Regions from separate parts of the Homo sapiens genome. Here region 2 is linked to region 1. Evidence: read pairs that join two places in POLR2A ChIA-PET (ENCODE). Cell type or tissue: OCI-LY7. All regions are shown on one strand. Links, peaks and the distances in the headings refer to the core of each region. The heading gives the core; the rest is flanking DNA.

Evidence for each region. Peaks named below come from ENCODE experiments on the same cell type or tissue, not always from the same donor. Only the 100,000 strongest peaks of a DNase experiment are listed, where the experiment ranks them.
Region 2: POLR2A ChIA-PET joins it to region 1 with 6 read pairs; 9 of 35 experiments call an interaction of 5 or more read pairs at or near these places.

What each region holds. Positions count from the first base shown.
Region 1 is chr13:49,999,874-50,012,613 of GRCh38, reverse strand. TRIM13 (tripartite motif containing 13) reads right to left here. Exons shown (of 2, transcript NM_213590.3): 2 at 1-679. The coding sequence starts at 673. The region is part of intron 10 of DLEU2 (deleted in lymphocytic leukemia 2); the gene reads left to right. Among named protein-coding and RNA genes, the nearest start is that of KCNRG, 9.2 kb to the left of the region's middle. In OCI-LY7, for the core only: no CTCF peak of the experiment used is centred there; no DNase peak of the experiment used is centred there.
Region 2 is chr13:50,100,015-50,116,293 of GRCh38, reverse strand. All of the region lies in intron 1 of DLEU2 (deleted in lymphocytic leukemia 2), which reads left to right. All of the region lies in intron 2 of DLEU1 (deleted in lymphocytic leukemia 1), which reads right to left. Among named protein-coding and RNA genes, the nearest start is that of DLEU2, 17 kb to the left of the region's middle. In OCI-LY7, for the core only: no CTCF peak of the experiment used is centred there; a DNase peak (open chromatin) is centred at 9,503; H3K4me3 peaks cover 1,448 bases; H3K27ac peaks cover 2,001 bases.

The DNA.
Region 1 (12,740 bases), core at 6,615-9,114:
TGGTGTTGAGTTTGTTGATCTCTGGGTCATATGCTTGCATAACAGCAAGTTTCATGGTCTCAAAGTCAGACAGAATTTCATTCTTCTTTTGATCCAGTGTGTGTTGTAACTTCTCAAAAAATTCCTTCACTTTATCTGAATCTTTAGTCAGTAACTGTAGGGATTTCCTCTTACTAGTTTCCAAGGTATCCAAGCGAGAAAGAGCATCTCCCCGACGCCAGGTCTCAAAGCTCTGGAAGAGGGACTCAAAGGCATCCCTTTCCTGAGCATAGGCATCTTCAATAGAACAGAAGACATGTTTGGTGTGCTCCCCACGAGTAGCACAGATCCCACAAATCAGCTGCATATCAGTCAGGCAGAAAATGTTGAGAGGCTGCCCCAAGTGTCCTTTGCATACTGGCATTTTGGGAGAGATCTTGATCTTGTTATACTTTTCCACAATACCCTTCAGGGAGTAATTAACCTGCAGGCTATTAATTCCAGTAGCTGAAGTTTCCTTACGGCATGTAGGACACTTGAATGGAGCTGGTCTCCACAAGGAATTCCGCACACTCCCTTCTAAGATACCTTCTAAGCATTTTTTGCAGAAGTTGTGGGAGCAAGGCAAAACCCGTGGATCATCAAACAGACTACAACAAATAGGGCATGTGAGATCTTCTTCAAGCAGCTCCATCACATCCTACCAGAAAAAAAAAAAATTATTTTACTCCAATAACCGTCACCACTAGGACTATGTAATAATTAGAAGAAATCTGCCTTCACGTTAAAATGATTTTTCACTGAAATAACCAGCCAAACAAAGTAGTGAGAAATTTGGTAAGGGAATGCACACCAAAGCAAATTTAATCCACTGAGACTAGAACATGCTCCTTTAATAGTAGGGCATCCTATACACAAGGCCTTTGTGTGGGCTTTCCAACAACAGTCTTTGGCTAAGACAAGACTCAGGACTAGGACAACTGCAAGTTGAGCCAGCAGGACCCAAGCAATTGTTTTAAAACAGAGCTGACTACTGACAAAAACAAGGCTATTCAGTGTCTGTAACAGAATGAGCTCTTTACTCTGGGCCCACAAATATGAAATGGTATGTTATATAAAAGAAAGAAGCACAGAAATATAAATCCAAACATGTACTCTCATGTAGACTTTATTATGAATTGGCATATTTTTGTTTCAAAGGCAAGATTACAATTTTTAAAATCACAGGTAAAAGCACAAGATGAGAGTTGCAATTCACTCTTCTAGGTAGAGAACTAAATGAGGTTTTTTGTTGTTTTTAAACCACCAGAACAGTAACAGAAGCCATTTTGTATTATCTAGAATCATCAATTTTCACAATGTGGTGGGCAGAAACCTGGATGTCCCTCTTTCAGGGCATCTGTGAGATCAAAACTATTTTCGTAATGACACTAAGATGTTACTTGCTTTTTGCACCATGTCAACATTTGTACCAATGGTGTAAAAGCAATGGTGTGTAGACACTGCTGAAGCCTTAGGAGGGATCGAGCAAAGCTGTAAGAAGCGCTGAATTGTATTCTTCATCACCACCCAAATTGGGGTTGGAGTACCGGTTTCACTTAAGAATGTTCTTGATGCAGCAGTAAAAATTATTCATTTTATTAAGTCTTGAGCCTGTGTACAGTTTTTTAATATATTGCGTGACAAAATAGGCAGTACGCACAAAGCACTTCTGCATACCGGCAGATGTTGTCTGGAGAAAAAGCACTTAAGTGAAGAGCGGCAAGTTAAACCAGCTGCTTTTTTTCATGGAACACCATTTTTACCTTCTGAAAGAACAAATGATAAACTATGGCTATTCAGACTTAGCTACCTGACATTTTCTGGGGAAAAAAAATGAGCTTGCTACTTCAAAGAAAACAATTGACAGTATCTCTTGCTAATGAAAAGGCTGGGTTTTATGTAAAAATTAGAATTTTGGAAAACATTTGATATTTATGAGCCTGACAGCTTCCCATTAATTAAAGACTTTTATGATGAGATGGGCAGTGATATTAATGAATGTGAGGATTTTCTGAGGGGAAAGGAGTACTGTATAATGAAATGTGTCAATATTTGGAGATCTGCAAAACACAGTGAATACTATTTCAAGTCACTAATGCATGTTACAAATCAGGCATGGGTAAAAGATCCATTTGAAGTTCACGAAAGACCAACAGGTTCATAAACAATTTCAGATTCCATACTCCAACAAAGAAACTAGCACTTGCTGAGTTTTTGTATAGTATCACAAGAAGATTCAGGCTGGGAGCAGTGGCTCACGCCTGTAATCCTAACACTCTGGAAGGCTGCAGAGAGTGGACCGCTTGACCTCAGGAGTTCACGACCAGTACGGGCAACATAGCAAAACTCCACCTCTACAAAAAAAATACCAAAAAAATTAGCCAGCCATGGTGGCATGCGCCTGTAGTCCCAACTACTCGGGAGGCTGAGGTATGAGAATCCCTTGAGCCCAGGAGGCAGAGGCTGCAGTGAGCCGAGATAGCACCACTGCACTCCAGCCTGGGCAACAGAGAGAGACCTTGCCTCAGGAAAAAAAAAAAAAAAAAAAAAAAGATTAAATTACCTGAAAAGGCTATTTAAATAATATTCCTTCCTTTACCAACTACATATCTGTGTAAGCCTAGATTTTTGTGTATTTCCTTTTCTTTTCTTTTTTTCTTAAGAGATGGGGTGTCTCACTCTGTCACCCAAGCTGGAGTGCACTGGCATGATCATAGCTCACTGCAGCCTTGAAATACTGGGCTCAAGTGAGATCCTCCCAAGTAACTACAGACTGCAGGTGTGCACCACCATGCCTTGCTAATTTTTAGTTTTAGTGTTTTTTGTTGTTGTTGTTTTTTTTTTTTTTTTTTTTTTGAGACGGAGTCTGACTCTGTCACCCAGGCTGGAGTGCAGTGGTGCTATCTTGGCTCACTGCAACCTCCACCTCCCGAGTTCAAGTGATTCTCCTGCCTCAGCCTCCCAAGTAGCTGGGCCTACAGGCACATACCACCACACGCAGGTAATTTTTGTATTTTTAGTAGAAACGGGGTTTCACCACGTTGGCCAGGCTGGTCTTGAACTCCTGACCTCAGGTGATCCATCCGCCTCAGCCTCCCAAAGTGCTGGGATTACAGGCGTGAGCCACCGCGCCTGGCCGTGGATTTTTTTATAGACAGGGTCTCACTATGTTGCCCAGGCAGGTCTAGAAATCCAGCCCTCAGGCAATCGTCCCACCTCCACCTCCCAAAGTGCTGGAATTACAGGCATGAGCCACCACACCCAGCCTTCTTCGTTTATTTCAACCAAAATAATATATTCCAACAGGTTAAATACAGAAGCAGACAAAAGACTCCAGCTGTCTTCTATTAAATAGCCATTCATTACAGGCCTCTATTGCAATGCCATGCTTCTCTTAATTTTGTTTTGGAAAATAGTTATTTTCCTAAATTATTTGTTAACTTGTAATGGGTTTATCATTGTTATTTTACGTGAGTATTTTTTAAAAATTGTTTTAATTTCTAATAGAGTAAATATCGACAGTACAAACATAAAGTTCTTGGGATTCTCTTTTTTTTTTTTTTTTTTTTTTTGAGACAGCTTTTTCACCCAGGCTGGAGTACAGCAGTGCAATCTCAGTCCCCTGCAACTTCTGCCTCTTGGACTCAAGCCATCCTCCTGCCTCAACCTCCAAGTAGCTGGGACTACAGGCACGCACCATCACACTCAGCTAATTTTTTTTTTCTTTGTAGTTTTTTTTTGTAGAGATGAGGTCTCACCATATTGCCTAGGCTAGTCTCAAATTGCTGGGCTCAAGTGATCCTCCCACCTCAGACTGCCAAAACACTGAGATTACAGGCCAGGATTCTCAATTTTTAAGAGTGTAAAAGTGTCCTAAGACCAAAATATTTGAGATCCCTAATACAGGCAATACCATTTCTCAATGCAGGTTTATTATTTTTAATTCTTATTTTGAGAGACAGGGTCTTGCTCTGTTGTCCAGGCTGGACTACAGTGGCCTAATTATAGCTTACTGCAGCCTCAAACTTCTGGGCTCAAGCAATCCTCCTGCCTCAGATTCCTAAGTAGCTAAGACTACAGGCATGCACCACCACGCCTGGCTACTTTTTTTTTTGTAGAGACCAGGTCTTACTAGCTGGCCTCAAGCAATCCTCCTGCCTCAGCCTCGCAAAGCACTGAGATCACAGGTGTGAGCCACTGCATCAGGCCACAAGTTTATTTTAAATATACATTCATCTCTATAGTTGTAAAACCAAAGAGTACTACATATTTCTACATTCAGTTTACTCAGGGATATATGCACATATCACATTATCAACAATATCACATTATCAACAATAACATATGACTTAATCGGTAGGCCATCTATGATAAAAAGTGAATACTTGGCCGGGCACGGGTGGCTCATGCCTGTAATCCCAGCACTTTGGGAGGCCGAGGCAGGCGGATCACGAGGTCAGGAGATCAAGACCATCCTGGCTAACACAGTAAAACCCCGTCTCTACTAAAAATACAAAAAAATTAGCTGGGCGTGGTGGCAGGCACCTGTAGTTCCAGCTACTTGGGAGGCTGAGGCAGGAGAATGGTGTGACCCCAGGAGGCAGAGCTTGCAGTTAGCCGAGACAGCGCCACTGCACTCCAGCCTGGGCAACACAGCAATACTCTGTCTCAAAAAAAAAAAAGCGAATACTTTTTTAACAGTAATTTCAACAGCCATACATGACTGGACTATATCTAGAAGGTAAACAGTATTTAAAGGACAAGCTGAGCTTGCAGGGTTAATTAGTTTATGGCTTTTTTTTTTTTTTTTGAGACTAAGTCTCACTCTTGTCACCCAGGCTGGAGTGCAATGGTGTGATCTTGGCTCACTGCAACCTCCGCCTCCCGGGTTCAAGCAATTCTCCTGCCTCAGCCTCCAGAGTAGCTGGGATTTACAGGCACCTGCCACCACGCCCAGCTAATTTTTGTATTTTTAGTAGAAACGGGGTTTCACCATGTTGGCCAAGCTGGTCTCAAACTCCTGACCCCAGGCAATCCACCCGCCTCCCAAACTGCTGGGATTACAGGGGTGAGCCACCGTGCCTGGCGTTTTTTTTTTTTTTTTGAGACAGAGTCTCACTGTTGCCCAGGCTGGGGTGCAGTGGTGCAATCTCGGCTCACTGCAATCTCTGCTGCCCAGGTTCAAGCAATTCTCCTGCCTCAGCCTCCCGAGTAGCTGGGATTACAGGCACCGGCCACCACGCCCGGCTAATTTTGTTGTATTTTTAATAGACACGGGGTTTCACCATCTTGGACAGGCTGGTCTTGAACTCCTGACCTCATGATCCACCTGCCTCAGCCTCCCAAAGTGCTGGGATTATAGGCGTGAGCCACCACGCTGGGCCCTATTTTTTTGGGTTTTTTTTTTTTTGAGACAGAGTCTCACTTCGTCACCCAGGCTGGAGTGCAGTGGCACAATCTCGGCTCACTGCAACCTCTGCCTCCCGGGTTCAAGCGGTTCCTCTGCCTCAGCCTCCTGAGTAGCTGGGAACTACAGGCGCCCACCACCATGCCCAGCTAACTTTTGTATTTTTTGCTGGAGACAGGGTTTCACCATGTTGCCCAGGCTGGTCTCAACCTCCTGACCTCGGGTGATCCGCCCACCTCAGCCTCCCAGAGTGCTGGGATTACAGGTGTGAGCCACCACGCCCAGCCAGTTTATGGTTTTATAGTAGATTGTAAGATACATGTATTTATAATACATAACATAGGGAGAACTAAAGCAAAGATTATTCTGTCTCAAATTTAGTGTCATATTGCAAAAAAAGGTGTAATTAGCTGATTTTTCTGAAAAATCCTTTGTGATATGACAAATCATATAACCTCTGAAAAGCATTGGAAAGAGAATGGCTATAAAGACTCAACTTAGTTTGTCTTCTGAAAGAGATTACCACACAGCTGTAAGACACACAAACTTTCAGAACAATGAAGTCAAACTTTTGATGATCTGCCAACCCCAGTCCTGCTCCACACTTTTCACTTCCATTACTATCATCTTTTGCCTAAGAATTCTACACAAAGGCCAGATTTTTGAGAAGGCAATAGAAACAGGAAAGTGGTAAGGGCAACACTCAATAAAAGAAACCTAATTTACTCATCCTTGCAATGTTAATACTTCCAGAGAATACTATCCAAGCATATTAAATAAGAAGAAAACAAAGAATATACCAAGTGATTGGGTGGGATGAGGAGGAGAAAAAGGGCACCAAAGGCAAAGAGAAACTATGAAGAAAATTGAGGATACAACGACAGGGGCCAAGAAGAATTTTCAGGCAAACAAATGTGATCAAAAGTGAAAAGGAAAATGTCACACACAGGAAAACTTAGAAATAATAAACAGTCATCCCAAGGTCATGATCAACATACAGCTCTTAAAATGAACCAGAGGGGAAAAAATACTATTTGGAAAGTATCTTCAAAAAAATTGCATCAAAATTACAATAGATCCTCTAATTTCATTTTTAGTGACTTAACTTACAAATTTTGGTTGATAATTTAAAGATTCTTATTTTCATTCACTTTAAAATCTACATATTTCTGGCCAAGCGCGGTGGTTTACGCCTGTAATCCCAGCACTTTGGGAGGCCGCCGAGGTGGGCAGATGAGGTCGGGAGTTCGAGACCAGCCTGGCCCACATGGAGAAACCCCGTCTCTACTAAAAATACAAAATTAGCCAGGCGTGGTGGCGCATGCCTGTAATCCCAGCTACTCAGGAGGCAGAGGCAGGAGAATCGCTTGAACCCGTGAGGCCAGAGGTTGCCGTGAGCCATGATCGCACAAGAGTGAAACTCCATCACAAAAAAAAAAAAAAAACTAAATATTTCCTTTTCTCTTCTTCCTTTCTTCCTTTAGTTTTATGCCTTCTCTCTTTTTTTTTTAGAGATGGAGTCTTGCACTGTTGCCCATGCTGGAGTGCAGTGGTGTAATCACAACTCACTGCAACCTCCGCCTCCTGGGTTCAAGTGATTCTCCTGCCTTAGTCTCCCCGAGTAGCTGGGATTACACGCGCCTACAACCATGCCAGGCTAATTTTTGTATTTTTAGTAGAGACAGGGTTTCGCCATGTTGGCCAGGCTGATCTCGAACTCCTGACCTCAGGTGATCCACCCGCCTCGGCCTCCCAAAGTTCTGGGATTATAGTTGTGAGCCACCATGCCCTGCCTATGCCTTCTCTTTATAATCAAAACTTTCTCTAAGACAAAACTATGTGACCACTTCCACAAGTGACTAATACCTGATCCAAGAAACCATGGTAGACATCTTTGTTGCCTCCAAAGTTTTGAAGGATAATTTAAGTTAAAGCCTTTAATATCATAAATAAAAGGTACTCTTCACAGCAAAATAACTTACAAAATCTTAAAGTATGGCTAACACAAAATCTGAAGTAATCAACCCAGCTTACTCCTTTGACATGAACAAAAAAGGATACATCCCCTCCACCTCTTTTTCGGGGTTTCTGGTTGTTTTTTTTTCTTTTGAGAGGGAGTCTCGCTCTTGTTACCCAGGCTGGAGTGCAATGGCACCATCTCGGCTCACTGCAACCTCTGCCTCCTGGGTTCAAGCGATTCTCCTGCCTCAGCCTCCTGAGTAGCTGGGATTACAGGTGCCCGCCACCACACCCGGCTAATTTTTGTATTTTTAGTAGAGACAGGGTTTCACCATGTTGGTCAGGCTGGTCTCAAACTCCTGACCTCAGGTAATCCGCCCTCCTTGGCCTCCCTAAGTGTTGGGATTACAGGCGTGAGCCACCGCACCTGGCCCTTTTTTTTTTTTTAAGACAGGGTCTCGGGCTGTCACCCAGACTGAAGTGCAGTGGCGCCATCTTGGCTCACTGGCAACCTCCCCACCAGCAACCTCTGCCTCCTAGGCTCAAGCAATTCTCTTGCGTCAGCCTCCCGTGTAGCTCGGATTACAGGCATGCACCACTACCACCTGGCTAATTTTTGTGTTTTTAGTAGAGACAGGGTTTCATTATGTTGGCCGGGCTGGTCTTGAACTCCTCACCTCAAATGATTCACCTGCCTCAGCCTCCTAAAGTGCTGGGATTACAGGCGTGAGCCAGTGTGCCCAGTCTGTTTTGTTGTTTTTTTTGAGGGAGTATCACTCTGTTGCCCAGGCTGGAATGCAGTGACCCTAACACAGCTCACTGTAGCTTTGACCTCCCCAGGCTCAGGTGATCCTCCCACCTCAGCCTCATGAGTAGCTGTAAGGTACTACAGGTACATGCTACCATTCCCAGTTAATTTTTGTACTTTTTTTGTATAGATGATGTTTCAGCATGTTGCCCAGGCTGGTCTCAAACTCCTGAGCTCAAGCAGTCGGGACTCAGCCTCCCAAAGTGCTGATTATACAGGCAAGAGCCACTGCACTTGGCCTCAAGCTAGTTTTTTTCCTAATATAGAAGTCAAAAAACTTTATGTAAACAAAATTATTATTCACTGTTCAAATTTCAACTTAAAGTCAGATTAAGCACATAAAGGCAAACAAGTTTTCCAAAATTCATCTCTTCCTTTGAATATTTCTGAATACTTAGAAAAGTCTTAAATTTTGAAGCACAAATACCAATTAAAAACTTCCCAAATGTTTTATACCAACAATTTTAAAAGCTGACAACTTTTTAAAGTATCCAGAAAGGTGGTAGTAGACACTAGTTGCGGAAAAAAGTCAAACTTGTTCTCCTGCCATATTGATGTTTTCTAACATACTTTTAAATTTACATACAATGAAATTCACTTTTTGATTTACAGTTTTATTTTTAACAAAGTTGCATACCACCACTATGAGTTTATTTTTTTGAACAAATTGTCAAGCTATCCACAAAGAAGAAGGATTACAAAAAGTGCTTTATGAATCCTACCTCAATTAGTATCTGGCAACAACAGCTTCTATAAATGAGAACCATAACACAACCACTAAAATAATAAAAATGGAAAAGCCAATACTTACAAAGTAAACGTGTCATAATAGAGTTTATATATATGTATTGGACTTCTTCCTTCTAGAATTCTTTTAAGAGATCAACCCAAAATGATTATACTGCAGAAAGTACTCATTCATTCACTCTGAAACAAAAGTTCATTTTCTCCTTATAAAACCTATTAGTAAAAGAAACTTTCCTACTAAGGTTTTAAATTCCACTGGCTGTTAGCAATATAAAGTTGTTCAAAATATTACCCATGTTTTTTGTTTTTTTTCATTTCCCATTAGGGAACAAAAAGAAAAGCCAATAAATATATCACGCTTTTATCTTAAGGATTTAACTCAAATTTCCATCCTGTTTTGAGGCATCTTTGAAGGCAAGAATTTCAAAACAGTACCTAAGTATCTATCAGGTGGCTAGACAGCAAACATTGAAACTCACTTCATAGACATTAAATTATGCTAAGCTTTACTGAACTGAGACAGCCACAAATGTTACTTTGAAATAATTCCTATAATAAAATGGCTCATTAAAAAAAATCATTTCCTCTCAGCACACTAGTTAATCTTATTTTCAAATAGTGTACTATATTCTCCCATCTCAGCCTCCAGAGTAGCTGGGACTACAGGCATGAGCCACTGCACCTTACTATACTGTAGTATGAGATCCATTAGGCCAGGTGCATTGGCTCATGCATGTAATCCCAGCACTTTGGAAGGCTGAGCCAGGTGGATCATGAGGTCAGGAGTTCAAGATCAGCCTGGCCAAGATGGTGAAACCCTGTCTCTACTAAAAATACAAAAATTAGCCGGGAGCAGTGGCAGACACCTGTAATCCCAGCTACTCGGGAGGCTGAGGCAGGAAAATCACTTGAACCCAGGCGGCAGAGGTTGCAGTGAGTCAAGATCGCACCACTGCACTCCAGCCTAGATGACAGAGTGAGACTCCATCTCAAAAAGAAAAAAAAAAAAGAGAGATCCATTAATAAATGTTTTCTTGAAACTAAGTAAGGGTCTAATTAACAACTATTAAAATCTAGGTAGAGGATGTAAGAATACTTTAATATTCTTCTTGAGTTTTCTCTGTTTGAACATTTTCACAATAAAATGGGTGGAAAAACTAAAGAGCCAATTATTAAAAAACCATATTGAGTTTAGAAAGTAAAACTTTGAAAACATTAGCTAAATATAAGCCTCATAAGAAGTTTAATCTGCTGTAGTATGGTTTGTTTTTGTTTTTGTTTTTTTGAGACAGTCTTGCTCTGTCACCCAGGCTGGAGTGCAATGGTGCGATCTCGTCTCACTGCAGCCTCCTCTTCCTGGGTTCAAGCAATTCTCCTGCCTCATCCTCCCAAGTAGCTGAGATTACAGGTGCCTGCCACCACGTCAGGCTCATTTTTATGTTTTTAATAGAGACGGGGTTTCGCCATGTTGGCCAGGCTGGACTCAAACTCCTGGCCACAAGTATCTTCCTGCCTTGGCCTCCCAAAGTGCTGGGATTACAAGCATAAGCCATCATGCCCAGCCTATGGTTTCATCTTTCATAAATTTTTTTTTTTAATGTATTACTGGAAGTCTCTGAATCCAGACCTGTGAGGAGACTGACATACTTGTCTGGCTCTCAGTCTGTAACCTCTGACAAACCACTTATACATACTAGTTTCTCTCCTCATTTGTATAGCTATTTTAAAAGGTATATGAAAAGTATTTACAAAGTTTTTATTTTAAATACTCTGTATCAATGTGTTATTACTCTTCATTCTTTTAGAGACTGTCCCGGTGACTTATATGATCAAAACAGGACAAAGTAAGATACAGAGATCAGATTTCAGATATAATCTCTAAAAATGAAAATTAATGTATTACACATAGCACCTCTGGCATATATATGATCAAAACAGGACAAAGTAAGAAATATCAGATTTCAATACCTCTAAAAATGAAAATTAATATATTACATATAGTATCTAAAATAATTGTTATGTGGCTCTTGCAAACAATATAAAAGTTACCTATGTGTCCATATAAGACAGTAAGTAACCAACCTTTTCTGGCATTATCCTAGAATAAACAGTAGTTAAAATTTCCAAGATATTTCTAGCAGAGATCCTGACAAGGCAAAATAGAGCTAGTACAGAATGTTCACTAGCTTGGTAAGTTCACTTACTCAGAAAGTTCACAAAGGGTTGTCAGACTAAGGTGAAATTCTCAGAAATATAAACCAGGTCACTCATTACCTCGCTAGTTCAGAGCACTAAGAAAAACTTTTTCCTTTTCCTTCATTCTCTTCTCCATACCATAGTTTAGCCTGGACTCTTTCCTGCCTTTTTTTTTTTTTTTTTTGGGACAGAGTTTTGCTCTTGTCACCCAGGCTGGAGTGCAATGGTGTGATCTTGGCTCACTGGAACCTCCGCCTCCTGGGTTCAAGTGATTCTCCTGCCTTAGCCTCCCAAGTAGCTGGTATTACAGGCACTTGCCACCATGCCCAGCTAATTTTTTGTATTTTTAGTAGAGACAGGGTTTTACCATTTTGGCCAGGCTGGTCTCGAGCTCCTGACCTCAGGTGATCCGCCCACCTCAGCCTCCCAAAGTGCTGCGATTACAGGCCTGAGCCACTGCACCCGGCCAGGTGCTGTTATTCTAGAAGGTATGATAAATAGTTTATAAAAGACACATAAAAGTAAGTTTCAGAGATCTGCTCATGTCTATAGTTAACACCACTGTACTGTACACTTAGAAATCTGTGTAGAGGATAGGTCTCATGTTAAATGTTCTTACCACAATTAAAACCATAAAATATTGACACCATACTGAAACCGAAGTTATCCATGCAACTAGCTTTTGTGTCTTCTTAAATTATAAAATTAGTTTTTATTATAGAAAATTCAGAAAATAGAGAGAAAAAGCCACCCATAATCACATCAGCAAGAAATCACCACTACTATTATTTTGGTGTCTTTATTCCAATCCCATGTGTCCGTGCATGTGCACACATTTTAACAGAACTGGTAGCATAATACAATTTTGTATCCTATCCCCTTATTTTATTACATGCCTTTCCCCCATCATGATATGTTCTAGAAAAACATGACAGTCCATGTTGTGGATATGCTTTCTTATTGCTCATTTATGGGTTTGTTCTTGTTGCTGTGTTGTTTTGTTTGTGGGTTGTTGTGTTTTTTTGGTATTGTAACATTTAGGTAAACACCTTATAGAGAAAAGTCTTGCTCCACAGCTCTAATTACTTCCTTAGACAATTCCTTTAAATGTACTTCTGGGTCAAACAGTAAGGACATTTTTAAGGCTGTTGAAAAGATGACTAGGTTTCTCTCTAGAAAGGGTTTATATCACTTTATGAACTCTAACCAATGATGTATTAGAGTGGTCCACCTCTCTATGCAGTTCCTAACCTTAAATAAAACCATAGTTTTATAGGACTTAGTAAAAAACAATAAGACACACTTGTTACCATACCTACCCGAGTTTAAAATATAAAAGTTTAAGGCAGTTAACATTAGTCTGCATCTGTGTCTTACCAATATATATGTATAGGCAATAAATGGTAATAAAAGTTATGGGGTAGGAATAGAAATACTGGGCTTAAAAGCATCTTAGAAATCATCTAAACACCTAATTTTAGGAGTCAAAAAAACTAAGACACCCCCAGCACTCAAGAAGTGGAGACTCATCAGTTGTACACAGCAAACTAGGCATCACAGCCTGAGTTTTCTAATTCTTAGACCTTAGCAATATCTAGAAAG
Region 2 (16,279 bases), core at 8,134-10,633, 100 kb before region 1:
ACTTTTCTACTACATTCATTACAATTTATTAATTTCTAGAATTTCTTAAATTCATTTATTAACTAGAATTTGAGTACCTACTATATATGCCAGGCACCAGTGATAAATATGATCACATCCCTGCCTTTATGAAGCTTACATTTCAGTTGAGGATGGAAGAGGAAGAAATAAACTTGTAGTGATAAGAAAAAGAAATGGAGGTAAGGAATTGGGGCGGGTTGGGGGTGGGTACAGAGAGGATTGTGCATTTTAGATAGAGTAGTTAGGGCAGGCATCTCTAAGAGGACATTTGAGAATAGGCCTGAGTGAAGTAAGGCAGTGAGCTAGGCAAAGACCTGGGCAGTCCAGGTATGAGAAGAGCACATACAAAGGCCCTGAGGTGGAAAAGCAGTGTGTTCAAGAGAGAGTGATTGGAGCCAAACGAGTAACGGGAAGCAGGTGGGAGATGAGACTAGAGAAATGGGTAGGCCAGATCACCAAAGGAGCTGTACACCCTAGGAAAGAATTTGATGTTTGTTCTAAGTGTGATGAGGAGCAGGCAGATGGTTTATGCCATAGAAGAACCACTCTGGCTGCTGTTAAGTATTTCAAGAGCAATCACTGAGTATAAGAGATTGGTTAAATGGGTGTTGCAGGACTGAAAAAAGCGAAAAGAGAGCACTGAGATAACAGAGTAACTTGGGGAAGCAGCTACTGCCCCTGGTACTGGGTAAACACAGAAAGACCTCAAGTTCTTAGAACCCAGGAGCTAGGAGGAGGGACTTGGCAGAGCTGGAACTCTGACCTCCGACAAGGAAGTGCTGCCCATCTGCTGCTGGTACTCCTGAGAGGGTCTGTTGGGACTGGTCTAGGAGAGCCAAACATAGTTGCAATTTTGAGCTAACTACCATTGTCAGGGTGAAGGCCCACAGCTGGGGCAACACTGACAGGTACAGAAGGCCTATGAGGGAGGGCAAGTTATTTTCCCTTCTTCTTGACTTCTAGTTTTCCTCTACTACTCTATATTGATGAAACATAGCAGGAATTCAGCTGGCAAAGTAAAAATATAGTTTGCAGAGTCCCAGTCCCAGCATCACAAAGCAGTGTTTATGGAAAGGTTTATTGCTGAAAGATAACAGCTTAATAACTGGGATAAAGAGGAATTAAGGACGATTTCTACATGTTTGCCCATAGTAACTAGAAATTATGCCATATATTGACATGAGGGAAGACTTAGGGAGAAGTAAAATGTGGAGGAGAAGAAAATCAAGAGATTTATTTTAAATGTGCTAACTTTGAGGTTCTCTTTAGACATTTGAGCGGAGTTGCTGGACAAGCAGTTGTATGTGAGTCCAGAGCTCCACAGAGGGATCAGGGATAGAATATAAATGTTAGGAGTCCTATGATGGTAGACAGTATTTAACACCAAGAGATTGAAGACATGACCTTGGAGGGAAATGTTGATGGTGGGTATGAGGAATATGTCTGGGACTCGCAGACATTTGAGAAGAGGAAAATGATCTGTCAATAAGGTAGTTGGTAATCTCAACAAGAGCACTTTAAGTGGTGCTGTGGAGACAATAATCCAAACTGGAATGGATTCAAGAGATAATGTAAGGAAGTGAAGATTGCAATTATAGAGTCTTTGAAGAACTTTGATATAAAGGGCCTTCTGTTCCCTTTGTAAGCAGATGTGGATATGGACTGTAGGGTGATGAGGGAGAAACTGAGGATGCAGGATATGGAGGGGATAATCACAGGAACAAAATGTTTGAATATGCAAGAGAAGATGGGACCTAGGACACAGTAGAGGGGCTTGCCTTAGATAATAGCAAGGATAGTTGATCTTTGTAACAGGAAGAAAGTATATTTGAGTACAGATAAAAGCACATTGGTAGATTTGATATGGGAAGATAAGTTTCTCTTGTAACAACTTCTATTTATCAATGAAACAAGATTTGAAGTGAGGAGCATAGAGATGTGGGAGATTTAGGAGAGAAGACATGGGACATAATCATGTTGAAGAAGAAAAGAATGAATTCATTAGGGGAATGTTCTGGGACTGCCAGTCTTCCTTCTTGGTGAGAATTTGACTTTTCCAGCTATGTCTTATTTCATTTCTTGCTGTTCCAAATTTATTTTGAAATAATTGCATTCTTTTGGCCTCTGTTGCCTTAGGTTGTGGACATTTTCTTTTTCTAGCTGATTCTAGTAATGCTTTTAAAGGAGTTCTTATTGTTGTTTTTCCAGTATACAAAGTATACTGTTGTATACTTCTTGTAAAGTATATGTGCAGAGAGATTCTATGGTCTGCTTTCACTCCCCATTTTATCTAGAAGTCTAGAAATGTGTTGTTTACTTATTTATTTAACTATCTATTTATTTATGAGACAAGGTCTCACTCTATTGCCCAGGCAGGAGTGCAGTGGCACAATCACACTTCCTTGCAGCCTCGACCTCCTGGGCTTAAGTGATCCTCCCACCTCGGCCTCTCAAAGTACTGGGATTATAGGGATGAGCCACTGCATCCAGCCCTAGAATCATGTTTTTAAATGGGGGACTACACTTCATATTTTTTTCAGATCACCTTATGTATAGAAATATAACAAAAGGAGTCATATTAATATTATGTATTATAATAGCCACCATTTACTGAGTGCCTGTGAGCCAGGCACTATGCTAGGCACTTTACATACATGATCTCCAAAACTTATAATGACCCTACAAGGTAAATCTTATTTCCAGTTACTTCCACAAGAAACCTTTTTTACTGATCGTAAAATCTTACCTGAACCTCACATAGCTGATCAAAATGAACAAGGTAAGGACAAATTTTTCTTTTTTGTGTGTCAAAACTTAGCATTTAAGGCCAGGTACAGTGGCTCACACCTGTAATCCCAGCATTTTGGGAGGCCAAGGCAGGAGGATCACTTGAGGCCAGGAGTTCAAGACCAGCCTGGGCAACATAGCGAAACCCCATCTCTACTAAAAATACAAAAAAAATTAGCCAGGCTTGGTGGCGTGTGCCTGTAATCCCAGCTACTTGAAAGGCTGAGGCAGAAGAGTCCCTTGAACCCCAGAGTCAGAGGTTGCAGTGAGCCGAGATCGCGGCACTGCACTCCAGTCTGGATGACAGAATGAGACTCCGTCTCAAAAAAAAAAATAAAAATACAAAATAATAGTTTGCAAAAATGCACCACACAAACCAGCTTTTTAATGTCATATTATATTGTTAAATTCTTGGTGGGAGAGTTGCTGACAGACTCAAGGAACTTGGTAAATTAATTGAGGTATCCCTTCTCTAATTATCTTCATCATCAACTAATATACTGAAAGCCTGCTATGTCAGAATACTTAGTACATTGTATTAAACCATTATAATTTTATAAGTTGTAGGATATGTATGCGTTTTTTTGGAAATTTCATTATTTGGATTTAAGTAATATCAACTTTTCTCTTGGTCAACAATGTACACACACATACACATACACACATATGTTTATACTCGTGATGATACTGAAAACATATCATTAGGATACAAACACGTATCTGATTATAGAAGTAGTACATGGTAAGTGAAGAAAGTGTGAAAATAGGTTAAAATAAAGAAAAAAAAATTTAAAGGACACCAGGAAAAAATAACCAATAGTTCCTTTATTTAGAGGCAACTGTTGAGAGTTGACATATTTCCAGGCAGTTGTTTAAGCTGATGAAGTTTAAATTGCTTGTGTACACTGCCTTTTTATATGACAACGTATCATAAATGTTTCCTCAAATGTATCATAAATTGAAAACTCCTCAAAAGTTTCAGTGTCTGCATAATGTTCCTTGTAAGTGGTTATTTATTTTCTTTACTTACAAATAATATTGCCATGAGCTTTTTTATGCATAAATCTATTTTCCTAAACTAGAATAAATTCCTAGAAATGAGCTAAAAGGTCAGCATTTTTAAGCTTCATTATCTGGTAAAAATTTTGCTGTAAAAAATTAAATTTCTCTTTTAATTCTGTATATATTTTAATATCAAAAATAAATCTAAGGAGAAAAATTTATGTGGACTACCTTTTAAAGTTGAGAGTCATATTCAAATTTAGACTCAAGGTTTTTGTTTTGATTTTATTCTTAATATTTTAACTTTTAAGGAAAAGTCTGCTCTTCAGAACCAAACAGTGTTGCCTCCCAACTCAGCATCAGTTTAATCTCACATGTATACCATTAATTCATGGAATAAAATGACAAAAGCAAGTGAAAAAATAAAATAGTTATCAACTGTAATCTAGTCAGTTCCATTACTCAGTATTATTTAAATAAGACAAAGAAATGAGTTGGGTTCTCCCCTAGAATGTTTAAAGTTGTACTGAGTATGATACAGAATTTTCAGGAAACATAGGATCTCTATACATCTTTTATGACTCTGATCATTATCATTCCATTGTGCCCAGTACCACTCCTCCAAATAATAATAATAATAATGAAGACAGACAGATTTAAAGTAAGTTCAAACTCTTTGGTCTAATTTTCAGTACTTTCTATAATCTGGTCTCCTCCAACCTCAAATGTAGCATATTGTAGTAGAAAGTAAAGAGTGCTGAATTTGGGAAGTAAGCAAACCTAGATAACATGAGTAGCAATGCTGGGATTGAAACTTTAGGTGAGATATTTAACTTTCCAGGGTGTTAGTTTCCTTTGCAAAACAATGGATTTTGATTAAATGATCTCTAAAATCCCTCCAAACTTTAAAATTCACTGTTTATGCATCTTTCTTGCCTACCCCCAGTATAAGAATTTGAACCTACATCTATCCGATTCCCCAAGTCTGTGCTCATAAACTTTGAATGTGCTGCTGGCCACTTTTCCCCCTTAAGCCTTATTTTAGCTGCAGAACCTTTTTTTTACTTGACCTATGAAACATGACAGAAAATTATTTATCTTGAAATTTTGTAATATGCCACAGTTTCATTGATAGAAATAATTAGAAAAATGTAAAACAAAAAAAAAATGAACTAATTTTAAAATCTGAGTTTGGGTCTCTTAACTTAGTCTCCCAGAAAAGCATCACAAAACTAAATACCCAGAAAAATGCAATAAAACTGCAGGATTAAGAGTTATGATTTGGGAGGGAGTATAATCCAATATATTTACAAATTTGTAGCCAATAGTATGAATAACTTCTATTTCTTAGCTTTGCCCAGAAAATCAATTATTCCTCCAAATAGTTTGGATCTCTAGTATATTCAACTTTTTTTTTTTTTTTTCCTGAGATGGTATCTCACTCTGTTGCCCAGGCTGGAGTGAAGTGGCAGGATCTCGGCTCACTGCAACCTCCGCCTCCCAGGCTCAAGTGATCCTCCCACCTCAACCTCCTGAGTAGCTTGGATTACAGGCGCATGCCACCATGCCCCACTAATTTTTTTAGTTTTTTTTTGTAGAGCCGGGATCTCGCTGTGTGCCCCAGGCTGGTCAAGAACTCCTGGACCCAAGCGATCCACCTGCGTTGGTTTCCCAAAGTGCTGAGATTACAGGTGTGAGCCACCGCACCTGGCCAACAATATTTTCATTTATTATCCTTTGAAAAATATTATTATTAACTGCTAACTGGCCACCAATGCTGTAGCTTGGAAAACTAATACATTCATTTAGTATGTACAAAATTACAGGTTGTATTAAAATTCAAGATGTGAAAATTGAGGAATGCTTCTATGCTTTTTCATACTATACATGTCATTTCAGAAACTCTGAAAGTACATGCCTCTCTCTAGCCCTTTCACTGCCATAAAGATCTCAACATAAAATGAGGGTCAAGGAAAGTATTCTGTTACAGTGTCAATCTGAAAACTATCAAACTCAGTATTTTTGGTCTGGTTTTGATATACATAAATAAAATACATATGTATACAGATTTTATATAACCATATTTACATATATCACATTTTTTCTTTGAAAGTAATGTTTAAAATTGTAAACAGAATGTGTTAACTAGAGAAATGTTGGAAACCACAAAAGTATTGTCATCTGTAATCCCACCAGCCAGAGAAAAACCAATGTTAACATTCATGTTTCCTTCCTGTATTTAAAATATATAGTTGCTAATTACTACATATAGTTTTATATCTTATTTTTGTCACTCAGTAGTTTATAATGACCATTTTTTCATGTTACTGAATAGTTTTGAAAACCTGTTTTTAACATCTGCATAGCTTTCCAACATATAGATATACCAAAATTTATTTATCAATCTCATTTTTAAACATTTAGATTGTTCCTCAATTTCTGCAATTATGTAAAGATATTTTTAGAATCCATACTCGTCAACTAATAGTCAAAATACTATTGTTGGCTCTCCTGTCTTGTTCCTTTGTGGCAGGGGATGGGGGAGTTGTTATTCCTTTTACTCATGTACTCCGGCCTATACATGGCTTTCTCGCAACATGAAAACTCCACTCTGGACAATGTTATACAGCCTGTCCCTTCTCCTTTCTAAAACAGTATCATCCCTGAGTGAGGTCCATATTTCTGCAGCTCTCCTGCAGCAAAAGAATGTGAATTAAAGCCAATTCATGCCTGTATAAAGTCTGGATAGTGTATTTTTTAACTTTAACCAAAGTTGAAATCCAGGAGATTAAAACCCCACCAGCAGACAGACAAAAAATCATTTGTTAGCTATACCAAAAATATGACTTAGCACCACATACGTAGAGACAAGGAGTGTGTGTTAACTATGACTTAGCTGATTTTGCCATGATCCTGAATGTGCTATTATATGAATTGTTATTACATTGAAACATTATAAACATACAATTAGGAAAAGTAAAATTTAAGGTTTTTAACTGGTAAATTCACTGAAAAACTATAAAATCTGCTGTCTAGTTTTTGACTTTTTATAGTATTATTTCAATAACTATCACATTCTGTATTAGCTTTGATATTATTTCTCCACTCATGGAGTAAAGTATAGAAATCAGAGAAGTGACACAGTGTTTTAAAATTACTCTAACTAGCCGGGCACTGTGGCACACACATGTAGTCCTTACTACTCAGGAGGCTGAGGCAGGAGGATAACTTGAGCCCAGTAAGTCGGGGCTGCAGTGAGCCGATCACACCTCTGCATTCCAGCCTTGGTGACAAAGCAAGACTTCATCTCAAAAAAACGAATAAATAAAATAATAATAATAAAACTACTCTAAAAAACCTTGGGTAAGTTTAAAATCCTTTCAATTTAATAGCTTGTTTGGGAGAAGAGTATAACCTCTCTTGTGCCTTGGTGAGAGTTAAACATTTTTTTAAAATAATTTCAAGTTTCTATGAAGCACTTGCGCTTCTGTAATATCAACTTGAAATCTGAAGAAATGCTCATGTTAAGAATTATTTCAAATAGGCTGGTCGCGGAGGTTCATACCTGTAATCCCAGCACTTTGGGAGGCTGAGGTGGGCGGATCACCTGAGGTCAGGAGTTTGAGACCAGCCTGATCAACACTGAGAAACCCCGTCTCTACTAAAAATAACAAAATTAGCGGGTGGTGGCGGCGGGGCGGGGCGGGGGCGGCGCCTGTAATCCCAGCTACCCCGGAGGCTGAGGCAGGAGAATCACTTGAACCCAGGAGGCAGAGGTTGTGGTGAGCCAAGATCGTGCCAGTGCACTCCAGCCTGGGCAAAAAGAGCGAAACTGTGTCTCAAAATAAAAGAGAAAACAAAAAAAATTATTTTGGCCGGGCGCAGTGGCTCATGCCTGTAATCCCAGCACTTTGGGAGGCCAAGGCGGGCAGATCACGAGGTCAAGAGATTTAGACCATCCTGACCAACATGTTAAAACCCTATCTCTATAAAAATACAAAAAAAAAATTAGCTGGGCATGGTGGTGCGTGCCTGTAGTCCCCGCTACTAGGGAGGCAGAGGCAGTAGAATCGCTTGAGCTCCGAAGGCGGAGGTTGCAGTGAGCTGAGATTGCACCACTGCACTCCAGCCTGGCTACAGAGGGAGACTCCCTCTCAAAAAAAAAAAATATATATATATATATTTCTACCATTAGCTCTGGACATTGTAGTCATAGATGGGAGAATGTTTAGTGAAAAAAGGAAACTTTTGAAGTGATATAATCCAACTCTCATTTTACAGATGAGAAACATGAAGCGCAGATATGTTAAATTAAATATCTTTACTGCTCAGAGCACTTTTTTTTTTTTTTTTTTGGAGAAAGGGAGGGGCTTCTAATACTATTATGGCCTACTGCCTGCCTGTAGATAAAAGGTAATAGGAAGACTATGTAGCCATCACTATTGGACAAACCCAAGAAAGATATCTTATTTTGATCATAAGTATATATTTTCCCCTCAAGATTCTTGTTGGAGGATCCATTCCACCTTTATCTATTACCACAGACACAAAAGGGAAGTTCCTTTACACAAATCAATAATCATCCACAATAAAACCCATGAGAGAAGCTGGAGTTAGTTGGCAAAGCCACAGCATTTTACCACTCCTGGGAGGAACATTTACCTATATCCATATGTATGCATACCTGTAGCCTCTCAGTTGTGCTTCAGAAAAATCCCAGTTGCATACATTACAGTGTGTGACCACTGGAGTTGTGTATCACAGGGACACTTCATATATGTTTTATAGATCAAATTAATGACGGCAGGCTAATTGCCATAATAGATCATCCCCAAAATATATAGTGGCTCAAAGTTGTTCTTGCAAAACAAGTTTACTTTACTATTTCTTTAGTAGTTTCCAAGGTCTTACTGTACCTAAGCATTTAGGACCTAACTTCCAAGGTTTCCTTGGAGGGGTCAGTCTGTTGGGAGTTTTTTAGGGACAGGAGCTTAAAGTAGTTGATTTCTTTAGTTGACTTAAAGAGCTTAAAGTAGTTGACATCCATTCTCATTCCACTAGCTAGAGCTTAGTCATATGCCCACATCTAACTGCAAGAGAGGCTAGGAAATGAAATTTATCTGTACGGCCATGAAGTGAGAACATGGATTTTGATGTCTAGCTGGCTGTCATTGCTTACTTGAGTGCCCCCCTCCCTCCCAAATTCCTAAGTGGTTACCAAAAAATAAATTAGCTGACACAATTATGCTTCAAATAGAAAAAGTTAATAGTGAAACAAAGGGACTTTTATTTAAGAATTAACCTCTATCGTTTACCTCCTTTAGGCAGAATTGTTAATTTTGCATACCAATAGTCAACTGGCAACTGAAATCTCAAAATGAGGAAAAAGCAAATTTTTACAAGCATTACCTTTACATACATATTTAGATGGAGTTTGGCTTGGTTTTCTTATTCCATTACTAGTCAAATTCACAACTCAGACTTATAGCTCCTTACTTGTTTTAGGGGCTACCCTATTATTAAATGATGTTTGAAAAATACTCAACTTTTTACAACAAAGATAGCAGTTCCACAAATGAAAACAGCAGTAAGTTAGGTCTGTTTGTTTCCTTTGGATAAGTTGTTATAATCCTCAAACTGTACTCAACTATTCAGTTTTTCATAGAAGCACTGCATGGTTGCACTTCTGAAATCAAAAACAGGAAGTATGCCATATAAATGTCAGTAAAACTAAAACTCAGTTCTATGGTTTGATGTTTCTCTTCCTGCTGTATTTTCATATTATGTATGATTTTATGTGTACTTAGAATGACTGCGTAAAGGCAAACACTAATCTTACCTGATTTGTTTTCTTTGACAGCCTAACACAGTTTTAGGTTGGGTATGGGGGGCATGGAGGAAACCTGTGAAATAACCTAATATTGTAACTTTCATGGAGGGAAAGGAAAGGGCCAAGAAACTGCTGTTAATTTGGCATTGTTAGAAATTGCTTTTATGTATAGGCTGCCCAACTTTATTATTGCCAGAATACAGTATAGATAAAGAGGGCAGAGTCTTTTAACTATTTAAAAATCTACTACAGAAAAAAACTGTTACACTTTGTCTTATTTTGACACCTAAGCAATTCTTGAATGTGTTCCACTACCTTAATTCCTTCATGAGACAATTAAGGAGTGGCCTAAATACTGTGAAAATCCAGGATATCCCTGCTTGTTCTCTGTGAAGAAGTAGGAGTCTTCTTATAGTTAATTAATATTTCCAATATAACACCATTCCACAGAAATTTCTATAGAAATTCCAAGAAAATATTTAAACTGACCAGTCCAGAAGTTTTACGTTACTTCAAATATTTCTGGAGAAATGTTACGAACACATAGGTGTCTCTGTAACTTTAAAATGTTTTTCTTTAGGAAACTGTTTCTCTTTAGTTTGTACTTAAATTGAACACTGAAGGAACAATTTACAGTCACATACTATAGGAGTGAAGTAACAAAAAATAGAGCCTGTCTAAACTCCCTTGAAAGACCACACTGACCCAGAAAATATGGCTTAAAAGACAAAAAGGTACCCCGATTGTTTACTGTCTTTTTTTTTTGCAGCATATGAGGCACTGTTGAGTGGCACATACAATATATATAACATTTGAGGCATTATCTTTTGATTGAAAATACAGAAGAGATATGGGTGTATGTGAGAAGTAACATAAATAAGGGTAGGTTAATGAAGTGCAAACTATACATAATTGCTAAAGGGATGTGGAAAATCAAGTGATTTAAATCTAGATTGATATTGGGTAGAAGTCTGCTGGAATAGGCAAATCTTTTTTTTTTTTTTTTGGAGACGGAGTTTTGCTCTTTTGCCCAGGCTGGAGTGAAGTGGCGTGATCTCAGCTCACTGCAACCTCTGCCCCCCTGGGCTCAAGTGATTCTCCTGCCTCAGTCTCCCAAGTAGCTGGGATTACAGGCGCCTGCCACCACGCCCGGCTAATTTTTGTACTTTTAGTAGAGATGGGGTTTCGCTATGTTGAGACTGGTCTCAAACTCCTGACCTCAGGTGATCCACCTGTCTCAGTCTCCCAAAGTGCTGGGATTACAGGCGTGAGTCACTGCGCCCAGCCAGCAAATCTTATGTAGAATTTTTAAGGAGTGGTGAATTTGGATTGCCAGAGAGAAAAGATAACCATTCATTCATTCATCAAAGATTTATTGAGTGCTTACTGTGTGCCAGGCACTGTTCTAAAGACACAGCAGCAAACAAAACTGTTATAGAACAGGATAAGGCAGGTCATCTCCCAGATACGACACTTTGATAGGAACACAAAATACAAATAGGAGAGTAGAAAGAGATGAAATACAAAGAGAAAGAGCTGATATTGGGCTTATATTAATATTGAAAGGCCTTACATGCTAGATATTCTAAATGGGAGAAACATGCTGGAAAGATACTTGGCATGAATGAACTTATGTCCCTATGTTCAGAACAGACTGCTTTCCCTTCTCTGTTGGTTGGCTCTTCTAGCCTCCTAGGAACTTTTATAATCACCAGTATGATCCAATATAAATACTGCACATATGAAGGTTCCCAGTTGAGGAGTTTGGAAGCAAAAAGGGAAAGAATGGCTGGCAAAGGCTTCAATCTTCTGTCTCCTTTTATCTTCCCAATGGCTAGTAGAAAATACTATCATCAATCTCTTCCTTGCAACAATCTCCCATTTGATATTTGTCTGCATTGTGACTCAATTCCTGAAGGTTCTGTTCTTCATTCCTTTCTGGTAGAATCACTGAAAAGAAAGGAGATTACATTTACATTTGCTTTCTAGTCAATCAGGTTTTTCTTATTCGCCCAGCAACACTTCTCTACAGAGAGTTTGATGAAAAGTATTTTATGTTTTATATAGGCTAGTGGAGACATGGGTATGGCAGGATGGGAGGGTAGGGAAAATATCAAGAGGCTATAGTCTTGATATATAGTACTCTTGATATAGTACAAGCTTGATATTTAATAGCTTGAATTAAATGGGCAATTTTAAAAATGAAAAGAAACATATCTGCAGTGCCTTACAAAGAAGTAACTATAAGAAGTAACAAGTTTAGTGATCATTTACCTATAGGGAAGAAATAAAATAAGGAAATGAACCTAAGATTGTAAACTTAAAGGTCCAAAAACTTGTGTTGTCACCAACAACAGCCAAGAAATTTGGAAGAAATACCTTGAAGGAAAAAAATAATGTCAGATCTAAGTGGGATATTACTAGAAGACAGAGGAGAAGCTTTCTTGATAAGCTATCTGGCCTGTTGATGTACATATGAAAGTCATCATCATACAGAAATTGAGTCCAGGCGCAGTGGCTCATGCCTGTAATCCCAGCACTTTGGGAGGTCTTGAGCTCAGGAGTTCGAGACCAGCCTGGGCAACATGGCAAGACCCCATCAATACAAAAAATTTTAAAAAGTTAGCCAGGCATGGTGACACACCCTTGTAGTCCCAGCTACTCTGGAGGCTTAGGCGGGAGGATCACCTGAGCCCAGGAGTTGGAGGTTGAAGTAAGCCTGCACTCCAGCCTAGGCAACACAACAAGACCCTGTTTCGTTAAAATAAATAAATAAAAGAAAGAAAAATTGATTGACATTCTATGGACTAATGAGGGAATGGAATGAAGATCAAATGGTTGTATATGAACTTTGATTGCAAGATAAGCTACCAATTACTGACAAAAAAAATTGAGTAACATACTGCATGATTCCACATATATCAGTTCTAGAAAATGCAAACTGGTCTCTAGTGACAGAAAACAGGCCAGTGGTTTCCTGGGGAGAGAGGTAAGAGGAGGCAAGGATTATAAAGAGGCAAGGGGAACTCTTAGGAATGATGGCTATCATCAGTTGTATTTCTTCCTTTCTAACTTGAATGCGATTTATTTCTTTTTCTTGCCTGATTGCCCTGGACAGAACCTCTGATGTTGAATGAAAGTGGTCAGAGCAGATATCTTTGTATTATTCTTTATCTTACGGGGAAAGGGAAAGCATGCAGTTTTTCATCATTATGCATAAGGCTATCTGTAGGATTTTTATAGATGTCCTTTATCTGGTTGAGAAAGTACCCTTCTATTCCTAGTTTGCTAACAGGTTTGGTTTTTTTTTTGTTTTTTTTGTTTTTTTTGTTTTTGGTTTTTTAAAATCAGGAACAAATATACGATTTTGTCAGATTTTTTGGGTGTCTATTGAAATGATCAGATTTTCTTTTTTAGCTTAATATAGTGACTTACAATGATTAATTTTTTAATTTAAAGCAATGACATATTTTTGGGATAAACCTCATCCAGTAATATTAACTTTCTTATATTTTGTTGGATTTGACTTGTTAAAGTTTCGTTGAGAATTATTACATCCATGTTCAAGAGGGAAACTGGGCTATAGTTTTCTTTTCTTGTAATGGCTTTGTGTGGTTTAGGTATCAGGGTAATGCTGGCCCCCAAAAATAAACTGAGACGTATTCCTTCCTCTTCAGTTTTCTGGAAGATTTGTATATAATTGGTATACACAGTGTTATCCCTAAGTGTCTGGAAGAATCCACTAGTGTTTCTTTGTGAGAATATTTTTAACTATTAATTTTTTAAAAATAGATACATAGCTTTGGAAGTTATCTATTTCTTTTTCTTTTTTTTTTCTTTTTTTTCTTTTTTTTTTCTTTTTTTTCTTTTTTTTTTTTTTTTTGAGACAGGGTCTCACTCTTTCACCCAGGCTGGAATGCAGTGGCATAATCAGGGCTCAATCTCGCAAGCTCAAGCGATCCTCCCGCCTTAGCCCCCCAAGTAGCTGGGACTACAGTCATGCACCACCACACCCAGCTAAATTTTTTTGTATTTTTAGTAGAGATGGGGTTTCTTCACATTGCCCAGGCTGGTCTCGAACTCCTGGACTTAAGTGATCTGCCCACCTCAAACTCCCAAAATGCTGGGATTACAGGTGTGAGCCACTGCACCTGGCTGTACTTCTTTTTGAGTAAGCTTTGGTAGTTATGTCTTTCAAGGAATTTGACCATTTCATCTAAGTTGTTGAATTTTATTTGCTTAAGGTTTTTCATAATATTCCCTTGCTATTCTTTAAGTATCTGTAGAATTTGTCATATTTCACCTCTCATTCCTGATATTGGTAATATGTGTCTTCTCTCTTTTTTTTTTTTTTTTCCTGATCAGCGTGGCAAAAGATTTATCAATTTTATTTATCTCAAAGAACCAGGGTTTGGTTTCATTAATACTCTCAATTTATTTTGTTTTCCATTTCATTTATTTCTACTTTGATCTTTATTATTTCTTTTGTTTCTTTGTGTTTAATTTGTTCTTCTTTTCTAATTTCTTAAGGTGGAAGCTCATTAACTTGAGACTTTTTATATTTTCTAATATAAGCATTTTGCTTATGTCTTCCTACATACTGCTTTAGTGGCATGCCACAAAATTTGATATGCTTTGTTTTCATTTTCATTCAGCTCAAAATGCCTTCTAATTTTACTGCACTCCTATTTTAATCAATGGGTTATTAGAAGGTTATTTAGTAGCATGTTATTTTGTTTCCAAACATTTGGGGATTTTCCAGACAGCTTTCTGTTATTGATTTCTAATTTTAATTCTACTGTAGTCAGAAGACATACTCTGCATTATCTGAATCCTTTAAAATTTACTGAGACATGTTTTATGGCCTAGAACAGGGGCAGGCAAACTTCTCTAAAGGGTCAGACAGTAAATATTTTAAACTCTGTGGGCCACATATGATCTTTGTCACATATTTTCTTTTCTTCTTAAAGAAATCTTTCAAAATGTAAAAACCATTTTTAGTTCATGGACTATACAAAAACAGACTACATTTGGCCTCAGGGCCATAGTTTGATAACCTCTGGCCTAGAATATGATCGATTTGGGTAAATGTTTCATGTATACTTTGAAGAGAATATATATTCTATTACAGGTTGAGTATCCCTTATCCAAAATGCTTGGGACCAGAAGTGTTTCAGATTTCAAAGTTTTTTGGATTTTCTGAACATTTATATATATATATATAATAAGAGATCCTGGGAATAGGACCCAACGTATTGGGTCATGTTGGTGCTCAAAAAATTTTGGATTTTGGAGCATTTTGTATTTCAGATTAGGGATGCTCAACCTGTACTGTTAATTTGGTTACAGTGTTGCTTGAGTTTACTATATCCTTGTAAGTTTCTACTTGTTTTAGCAATCATTTAAAGAGGGGTATTGAAATCTCTAACTATGGATTTGTCTGTTTTTCCTTGCACTTCTGTCAGTTTTTGATTTACATATTTTGAAGCTTTTATTATTTGAGACAAAACCATGTAGGATTATTGTATCCTTCTGATTAACCAGCCCTTTTATTATTATAAAATGGCCTTCTTTATTCCTGGTAATATTATTTGCTCTGAAATCTACTTTATTTCATGTTAATATAGCCACACCAGTTTTCTTTTGACTAATGCCAGCATCAGTATGATATATCTTTTTCCATCCTTTTACCTTTTTTTTTTTTTTTTTTTTTTTTTGAGACAGAGTCTCACTCTGTCTCAAAGTGACTGTACTTTGAGTCACTCCAGGCTGGAGTACAGTGGCGTGATCACCACTCCCTATAGCCTTGACTTCCTGGGTTCAAGCTATCCTCCCACCTCAGCCTCCCAAGTAGCTGGGACTACAGGTGTGCACCACCACACTTGGCTAATTTTTTGTGGAGACAGGATCTCACCATATTGCCCAGGCTGGTCTCAGACTCATGGGCTCAAGTGATCCTCTTGCCTCAACCTCCCAAAGTGCTGGGATTACAGGCATGAGCCACTGTGCCTGGTCATCCTTTTATTCTTAATGTTATTATGTCTTTGTGTGTAAAATGTGTTTCTTTTTCTTTTTTTTTTTTTTTTTTTTGAGACGGAATCTCGTTTTGTCTCCCAGGCTGGAGTGCAGTGGCATGATCTCTGCTCACTGCAACCTCTGCCTCCTGCATTCGTCCAATTCTTCTGCCTCAGCCTCCCAAGTAGCTGGGATTACAGGCACCCATCACCATGCCTGGCTAATTTTTGTATTTTTAGTAGGGACGAGATTTCGCCATGTTGGCCAGGCTGGTCTTGAACTCCTGACTTCCGGTGATCTACCTGCCTTGACCTCCCAAAGTGCTGGGAGCCATCACACCCAGCCTAAAATGTGTTTTTTTATTGAGAGTATATAGTTGGATCTTGTTTTTTATTTTCCTTTCCCCCACCATCCAAAATTTTTTGTTTCGTTTTGTTTTGTTCTAAGACAGGGTCTCACTCTGTCGCCCAGGGTGGAGTGCAGTGGCACGATCATGGCTCACTGGAGCCTTGACTTCCTGGGCTCAAGCGATCCTCTTGCCTCAGCCTCCCAAGTAGCTGGGACTACAGGCATGTACCACCACACCCAACTAATTTTTTTTTTTAATTTTTTATAGAGATGGAG